2 separate regions of the Homo sapiens genome follow, and region 1 is linked to region 2. Evidence: chromatin contacts called from ENCODE Hi-C or POLR2A ChIA-PET data. All regions are on one chromosome and are shown on one strand. Each heading gives the region's core, a stretch centred on a gene start or an enhancer-like site at or near the end of the contact. The rest is flanking DNA. Distances are from core to core; before and after follow the strand shown.

Evidence for each region. Hi-C counts contacts between places; a loop is a spot of excess contacts on that map. ChIA-PET counts read pairs that join two places held with the same protein, here RNA polymerase II (POLR2A). Pooled maps may share reads with other maps.
Region 1: a loop to region 2 is called in a pooled map, with 8 times the contacts of the local background. The contact joins the promoter of PPDPF here to the promoter of SS18L1 in region 2. A Hi-C loop is called at or near these places in 1 of 50 pooled maps. POLR2A ChIA-PET finds 5 or more read pairs at or near these places in 2 of 52 experiments (MCF 10A and naive thymus-derived CD4-positive, alpha-beta T cell).

Annotation. Positions count from the first base shown.
Region 1 is chr20:63,518,591-63,522,402 of GRCh38, forward strand. PPDPF (pancreatic progenitor cell differentiation and proliferation factor) reads left to right here and starts at 2,175. Exons shown (of 4, transcript NM_024299.4): 1 at 2,175-2,304; 2 at 2,694-2,773; 3 at 2,922-2,999; 4 at 3,078-3,616. The coding sequence starts at 2,719. The coding sequence ends at 3,289. It overlaps LOC102723814 (a long non-coding RNA gene), which reads right to left and starts at 2,083. Exons shown (of 2, transcript XR_430332.4): 1 at 1-2,083. RefSeq lists enhancers at 1-431, 432-1,308, 1,309-2,185 and silencers at 1,458-1,707, 1,768-2,317, 2,428-2,627.
Region 2 is chr20:62,142,519-62,146,639 of GRCh38, forward strand. It overlaps SS18L1 (SS18L1 subunit of BAF chromatin remodeling complex), which reads left to right and starts at 1,251. Exons shown (of 11, transcript NM_198935.3): 1 at 1,251-1,371. The coding sequence starts at 1,303. PSMA7 (proteasome 20S subunit alpha 7) reads right to left here and starts at 876. Exons shown (of 7, transcript NM_002792.4): 1 at 690-876. The coding sequence starts at 785. RefSeq lists silencers at 78-717, 758-1,467, 1,588-1,647, 1,678-1,727.

The DNA of each region.
Region 1 (3,812 bases), core at 925-3,424, 1.4 Mb after region 2:
ACGGCTCCCAGCAAGAGCCATGGCCAGGGGCCAGTCGGCAGCCCCTCTGCCCGACAAGGATGTGGGCCAGCGTCGTCTGCACTTCAGAGGAGACGAGAACCAGGAGGCGGCCCCCGAGGGCATCCCGCGGGTCCTCACGGAGGCTGCGTTCTCCCACCTTGGCCAGGATGCCCCGGGAACACCATGCAGCGTCTCTGAGGCTTCCTGTGCAGAGGGGCTCACAGAGCCCCCACCGGCCTGGTTTAGTAAATGCAGTTTTTACCTTTTCACTTTAAAGGAAAATGAAAATTCCTCCTTTCAGACGCTCTGTGACTGATGTTGACCGGTGTTGACTGGTGAGGTTGAGAATGAGGTGAGCTGGGTCAGGCCAGCCTAGAGGGAAGCGGGTGACCTGGAAGGCCGTGCTGTCAGGCGTGGTCGGCAGTCGGCCCCACGGCTCCTTCAGGGTGGGCCTGGACCACAGACACCTCACCAGGGTCTCCCGTCCCTGGGCGGCTGCATATGGGTCCAAGCAAGCCACAAAGGCTGTGCCAGCCAAGCCCAACGCAGGCCGCCCCTACAGTCCCTGCCCGGCCCTGCACCCTCCCCACCCCTTCCCAGGTGCTGATCACCAGTACTCACTCTGCACCCCAAACCCCAAACCCCGTCTCAGCGTCTGCCCCTGAGGACCCTCTGAGTGTCAACCCAACTGACCCGTCTGCCTCATCAGTGACCCCTCGGGGCTGCACACCTCTCCCATCGCAGGTCCTGGCACTGCTCTCCGGCACCGAGCTCCCCCTCCCAGGTGGGGCTCAGGCGGTTCCCTGCCCTCCGTCCTTAGACCTCAGCTGAAACCTGAGCTCTCCCCACCACCCGCCCCCGCCAGCCTCTGCACTGCTCCCCACGGGAAGGCCGTTCTCCCTTGGTTTACCGTTCCCTGCGCTTGGCTCGGCCATGTGCACATAGTAGGTGCTTACCACACTCGTGCAATGAACACACAGAGCGGTGCAGGGCCCAGGACAGCGCCTTCCCCACGTGCTCAGGGGGCACAAGGGCGTCCCTCCAAGTCTTGCTCAGGGGCCTCCCAGGGTCCCTGCCCAGCTGTGGGTCCTCACTGAGCACCCGGCGAGGACAGAGTACGGCATCCGTTGGCCTCGATCTCCGGAACAACACGGGCACACGGCCGTCCCAGCCAGCAACGAGAGCCACGAAACAAATCCACCCGGGCTGACTCCCGAAGCCCTCGGACTGTTCCGCCCCACGGACCTCCCGGACCCTCTCTTCCACGGGGAAGACACCGCCCAGCCAGGACCGGGTGTATAAAGAAACGGGATTTCCGTAGGGGCAGGCCGATTTCCCCTGCGGGGCCGAGGGAGGTGTGGGGAGGATTCTGCGCTGGGGGGAGGAGGAGAGGGAGGACGCCTTTCTGCCTGGGAAGGGAAAACGCGCCCCCTCCTGATTGGCATGGCGGGCCGTCCCCCGGGCCCCAGGGCCCTGCCGGGAACGCTCTGGGCTCCCCAAACATGGGGTCTCCGAGCAGTGGGGCCCAGCCTCTGCCTCCGGCGACTGGAGACTCACCTCACCCGCCCAAATCCGCCCCGCTCTCCGACTGGGCCCCGCCTCCCACTGCCCCGCCATCCGCCCACCCTTTCACCGCCCCCTGCGGGCAGCAGGCGCGTCCTGGGGCTGGGCAACCGGGGTGCAGGTTCCGGAGCTGCCAGAGCTGTGAGGGGGACTCGGGAGAGATCCAGGTTCCTCTGGCTGCGAAGTCCCTGGAGGCCGGGCCGGAGGGCTCCGCGCACGTAGCACTTTTTGGCCCGCCCGGCGCCCCCGTCGCCTCCACAAGGGCTGAAGAGGACGGGCGGGCTGGACCAGGCGGGGCTCCGAGACGCGTCCGAGACGGGGGCCTGGGCCCGGGAGAGGGGCGGGGGCTGGGCTCCCGGACCCGGGCGCGGGGCCTTTTAACCCCTGCAGACCCAGGACCGGCCGGGCCGCCCCAAGACGAACGCCGCAGGGCTGGGCTCAGCCCAAGCCAGACGGCGAGAGTCGCACCGAGGTGGAAGCTGGGGGCGCGGCCTCGCCGGGGCCAGGAAAGGGGCGGGGCCGGGTGGGGCCCGGGGAGGAGCCTGTGCGCCCCGCCCTCCGTGACGCGCCGCGGCCCCCGCGCATATAAGTGGGCGCGTCCGCGCGTGCGCACCCCGCGCGCGCCTCTCTGTCGTGGCGCGGCTTCCCGCGGTCTTCTCTGCAAATGGGCTCCGTGGCCTAGCGCCCCCGTCCCCGCCACCCGTGATCGTGCGCCGAGGCCCGCGAGGGGTCGCCGCCCAGGTGAGGGGCGCCGCGCGCGGGTGGGACGAGCAGGCCCGAGGGGCGGGGGGCGAGGGGCGGGGCTGGGCCGGGGGCTCCTCTCCTCTCCGCCTGGCGAGCGCTGGGCTCGGGGTCCCCGGCGGGCTCCTCTCGGGTCGGGCGGGTTGGGACGGCGCCCACCAGGTTCCCGACGTCTGGGCCGGGGCCCCGCGCACAAAGCGCCTTTGTTCCACCCGCTCGGCCGGTTTGGGCTGGTTGGAGCCGCCCGCGCCCCGCGCGGCGAAGGCGGTGCCGGGAGCTGGGGAGCCCCGCCTCGGTAAATAACCCAGCGCGGCGGCTCCACCCGCTGGGGAGCGCCCTTCATGACGGAAGGCCGCTGACCCGAGGGGCTCCTCCACCCCCATGCGCAGATCCCACCAGCCAGCAAGCTAAAGCATGGCGGCCATCCCCTCCAGCGGCTCGCTCGTGGCCACCCACGACTACTACCGGCGTGAGTAGCCCCTGCCCCCCATCCACGCGGATGCTCTGCTGGCGCCAGTGCCGGCCCCGTGCAGGCTGCGGAACCAGCGCTCGGCCTGAAGGCCGGTGGGCTGGGGGGCTCCGCGCCCCGCGTTGCTGACGGGACCTCTCCTCTCCAGGCCGCCTGGGTTCCACTTCCAGCAACAGCTCCTGCAGCAGTACCGAGTGCCCCGGGGAAGCCATTCCCCACCCCCCAGGTGAGTGCAGGATCGCCCCTTTCTCCCCCCGCTCCTCCAGGAGCTGGCAGCATCAAGACCCCACTTCGCTTCTCTCAGGTCTCCCCAAGGCTGACCCGGGTCATTGGTGGGCCAGCTTCTTTTTCGGGAAGTCCACCCTCCCGTTCATGGCCACGGTGTTGGAGTCCGCAGAGCACTCGGAACCTCCCCAGGCCTCCAGCAGCATGACCGCCTGTGGCCTGGCTCGGGACGCCCCGAGGAAGCAGCCCGGCGGTCAGTCCAGCACAGCCAGCGCTGGGCCCCCGTCCTGACCTGAGCGGTTACCACCAGCCCCAGGCCTGCGGAGGCGCTAGTCCACCAGAGCCCCTCCCCGCCCCTCTCCCCACTCCGCATCCCTCGCCCCCCTCCCCACCTCCCACCCCCCACCCTGTAAACTAGGCGGCTGCAGCAAGCAGACCTTCGCATCAACACAGCAGACACCAAAAACCAGTGAGAGCCCCGCTCTCTACCGCCCGGCCCCAGCACTCGCTAGCTTTCCTGACACCTGGAACTGTGCACCTGGCACCAAGCGGAAAATAAACTCCAAGCAGCCAGTAGCCCCGATGGTGTGTGCCTGAGCTGTGTGGCCCGAGGTTCCATTTGAGTGTGAGAAATGGCTGAATCCCTCCCGACCTCACTGCCTTGTGGGGGCTGGCCCTGCTCCCAGGCCTTTCTGGGCCTCCTCACGCTGTGAGGCTGTTGCTGGGGCTGATAAGGGTGGGGTTCACTGCTGCTTCTGGAGAGCCTTGGACAGCAGGCAGTCCTGGAGCTGGACAAGCAGGACCCAGGGCAGCC
Region 2 (4,121 bases), core at 1-2,500:
CAATGTCACTAAGGTCAATGTACACGAGCCCTCGTCAAAACGAAACGGCCGCGTCCAAACCAGTCCTGACCCGGGCGGCTGCAGCCCGGCCCCGGGAAGGCTCCTCCCGGCAGAGTGCGGAGACCTGGGAGGCGCCCGCCACCGGCCAGGCCAGCGAGCCGCTTTGTTCTCGAAGCCCACCTGGGCCTAGAGAATAAGTGTTGCCCCGGAGCGGGTGGGGGTCCCCATAAGGGGGGTTTGAGTAGTTCGCTCCCCAGCCACCCGGCTGCGTGAACAGCCCCCCAGCGAGCGCACGGCCTACCCCCCGCGCTCCGCGGCCCAGAGCGGCCCTCGCCCGGCCTCTGCTCGCCGGGGCGGCGGCGCGACCCACGCGCCCGGCCGGGGCCAGGGGTGCTCAAGATGGCGTCGTCACGGCCCCCGTGCCCGGGGCCCCACGCGAGGCCGGGCCCCAAGCGAGGCGCTGAGTGGGGAGAACGAGCGCTCGCGGCTCACGCCAAACGCCGCCTCTGCAGGCACTCGTGGAGACCGGCAGCGGGGCCCGCGCTCAGCTACAGCCCTGACCGCCCGCGCCGCTGCCCCGCGCACGCCCGCGGGCGCCCACAGCGCCGCGCCCGGCCCCGGCCCTCTCTGGGCTCCCCAGCCCCACTTCCGCCCGCGTCCCCGGCCCCGCGCAGGCCCCGCCGCCTCACCGCGGTCGAGCCCTTCTTGACGGCCTCCTGCGCGTACTCCACTTGGAAGAGGTGGCCGTCGGGCGAGAAGACGGTGATGGCGCGGTCGTAGCTCATGCCGGCGGGCGGCGGCCGGGCTCCTTCCGCCGCGACTCTCAAAAGCGCACACTCACGGCCCGCGCGCACCCGCGACTCCCGGCGCCACTACGCCCGCGCCCCACCCTCGGCGCCGTGTCCTGCGCTGCCGGCGACGGGCGGCGTCAGGCGGCGACGGGCAGCGTCAGGCGGCGTCGGGCGGACGTGATGGCGCGCGCCGGGGCGGGGTCAGGCCGAACCACCGGTGGCCGGGGGTGGGAGGCGGTGCTCCGGCGAGGGCCGGGCGCTGGGTGCGAGGGGGTCGCCGGGGGCCACCGTTCGGCACTGGGCCGCAGACCGTTCTGCAGGGCGGAGCGGCGGCGCCGCGGGCCCGGAGGCGCGGCGACGGCGACGGGGCGGACGAGCCCACGACGCGGCGCCCCCCGCGCTCCCGCCCCCTTCCCCCCCTCCGCGACTGCGGATAATGAGCGCCTCGGGCCGCCCAGCGCAGCCGGAGTATCCACCTCGATGACCACGGGCTGAGCCCCGCGCCGCCACCATGTCCGTGGCCTTCGCGTCTGCCCGGCCAAGAGGCAAAGGGGAGGTTACGCAGCAAACCATCCAGAAGGTGGGCCGGGCCGGAGCGGCGGCGCTGGGCGGCGGGTCTGCGGGCGGGCGCGCGCGGGGACGGGGCGCGGGCAGCTGGCGGGCGCGGGGCGCGAACAAAGCCGGGGCGCAGCCGGGCGGCCGCGAGCCCCGACGGCGGCCCCGTGCCCTTCCCCGCGTCCCACGCCTGCGCGCCGGCGGGCACCCGGCCGTGTGGGGGGCGGTCCCCGGAGAGCCTGCGCCAACTTTGTTGGGGCGCGCGGGTCCCTCGGGCCGGGGCACTGGGCGGTGGGGGCCGGGCGGACGCTGGAGGCTGCCGGCCCCCGAGCGCGCTGTCCCCCGAGTCCGCGGCGCGCGCTGGGAACTGTCCTGGGCTATGCCGGGCGCACGGGGACCCCTCGGGGCCGGAGCCGCGGCGAGGGCTTGTCGCGCTCCGCAGCCAGCTTCGGTGGCGACGGCGGGCGGTACTCGTTTTCTGCGCTCATTTTGGTTAGTGGTGAGGGGCCCGGGTCGGCCTCCGGGCGCACTTGCGACCGCGGGGACTGTGGCCGGGGCTGCCCCTCTTGCTCCTGGAGCGAGGCGCGAACGATGGAGGCACGGAAGGACGCGTCCCGATCCCCATTTGCGGGGCATCGTTACGCAGCCCGGCCCCGTAGGGAGCGCACCGCCCCCTCCGTATCCTCGCGGCTACGCCGGGTTTCAGCGTGACACCCTCGCCAGCCGCCTCGCCTAACAAACTTGACGGATTTGCTCCACAACCTTTCTTCTAGCTCCGTAAGTTCGGCCTTGTGGTTTTCAAGAGACAGCGTTTATGTGGGTTTGGGACACCGTTATCCAAAGCCCTAAGTTTTGAAATTGAGACTTTGTATTTTCTGCTGTTTTTTCTGTAGAAGACAGATTCGGAAGAAAATCAGCATTAGCCATACCCGTTTCAGTTGTCACAACATCTGTTGGAATGACATTGGTTTTTTTTCCTAAACTCTGACTCCGTCTTCACCCTGGTGGGATTGCAGGGATAAACAGTGGTATTCCTAGGTTCCCAGGAGCCGCTTGTCTCCCTAAGGGGGTTCACCTTGACCTTGACTGAGGCTGTTATTCCTTGATGACGTGCCAGTCTCCTGTGGAAGTTGTCCTAAATCTATCGCCTATTTTGAGACTACCTTTGCTGTTGCTAGTTTTAGAAATTTGATGGTCTTAACAAATGAGAACCTTGGCCAACTCTGAACAGGAGAGATTGAGAATAGCAGAAATACAGATTTACAAGTGTGGCATTTTAATTTACTTAGTAAACACTTATGTGGCGCTTACCGTATCCCAGACACTGTTCTAGGGGTTTTATAAATCTTGATTCATCCAATTCTTCATAGAAGCTACTGGCATCCCGTTTAATAGCTAAAGAGGCTGCGGCCTAGGGAGGCCGTGCCTTGCTGGTAAGTGGACACTGAGGCCTAGGGGGGCTAAATGCCTTGCTGGTAAGTGGCACAGCCAGGTGTCGATCCCATACGGTGGCTCCAGGGTCTGCTCTGTTGGTGCCCCTTGATCTGGGAACATTTGGCCAGGCGGAGGTCAAGCTCTAGGCTCAGAGGCAAATGTTGGAACCCAGAGCATCTCCTGGCACTCTGGTTTTTTGGAGCTTAACAGTCATTGTTCCTGAAGCTACCTTTGGCTGCAACGTTTATCCCATTATTTGCACTTCGCACACAGTTCCATTGAAGCTCCCCAAATTCTCCAGGTAAAAGTGTGTATTGAGGTGCTGCCCCGAACATCAGATCAGAAAGGAAGAAATGCACCTGTGGACCGTGGGTCCCTGGGCAGAAACTCAGCCTGCTGACCATTGGAAATAGGCCTTCAGTTTAGGCTGCTGACTTGGCTTGGTAGGGCCAGCAGTCTGCGTATTGGGCTTGGTGTTTTGACGGTGAATATATGTACCCAGGGATCTTTTACTGGGAGGTGTGAGAAGGCTGAGAAAGGTGTGAGAGGTGTATGTTCTATGCCTCAGACGTGTGCTGTGTCCACAGTGTGTGCTGGTAGTGTCATGCCGAGAGCTTTAAGAGAAGCCAGGGACCCCTCTGAAGCCTGCGTGGTAGTGAAGGAGAAGGAAGTCTACAACTTGTCCTTACAGCATTCTGCGTGGTAGCGAAGGAGAAAGAGGTCTACAACTTGTCCTTACAGCATTCTGCGTGGTAGTGAAGGAGAAGGAGGTCTACAACTTGTCCTTACAGCATTCTGCTTGGTAGTGAAGGAGAAAGAGGTCTACACCTTGTCCTTACAGCATTCTGTGTGGGTGGAGATCTTCCAGGCCAACTTCTACTCAACCTTCAAAGCCTCACTCACGTGTTCCGCGTCTCATGCTCCGTCGGCAGTCATGTGGCCCTTGTAGCACTTGCTTGAGCTCCTGAGTTTGGCATGTGACTGATTATTCTTTGCTGATCCCCAGCCTCTCATAGTGTCTGAGCACAGTTAGTGCTGAGCACGTGCTGGATCATCTGTGACGCTGGTCCCATCAGTGGAAGCGTTTTGAGATAAGCAGATGCGTTCGTGTCCTGTGACTTCCTTGACACATTCCCACAACCCAGGTGGCTTCAAACAACAGAAATCTATTCCCTCACAGTTCTGGAGACCAGAAGTCCCAAGTCCAGGGGTCAGTTACCTGCTCTTCTCCTGGCTTCTGATGACTGCGGGCAGCCCTTGGTGTTCTCTGGCTTGTAGGTGCATCCAGCGTGTCTCTGCTTTGATCATTTTTTTTTTTTTTTTTTTTTGAGATGGAGTTTC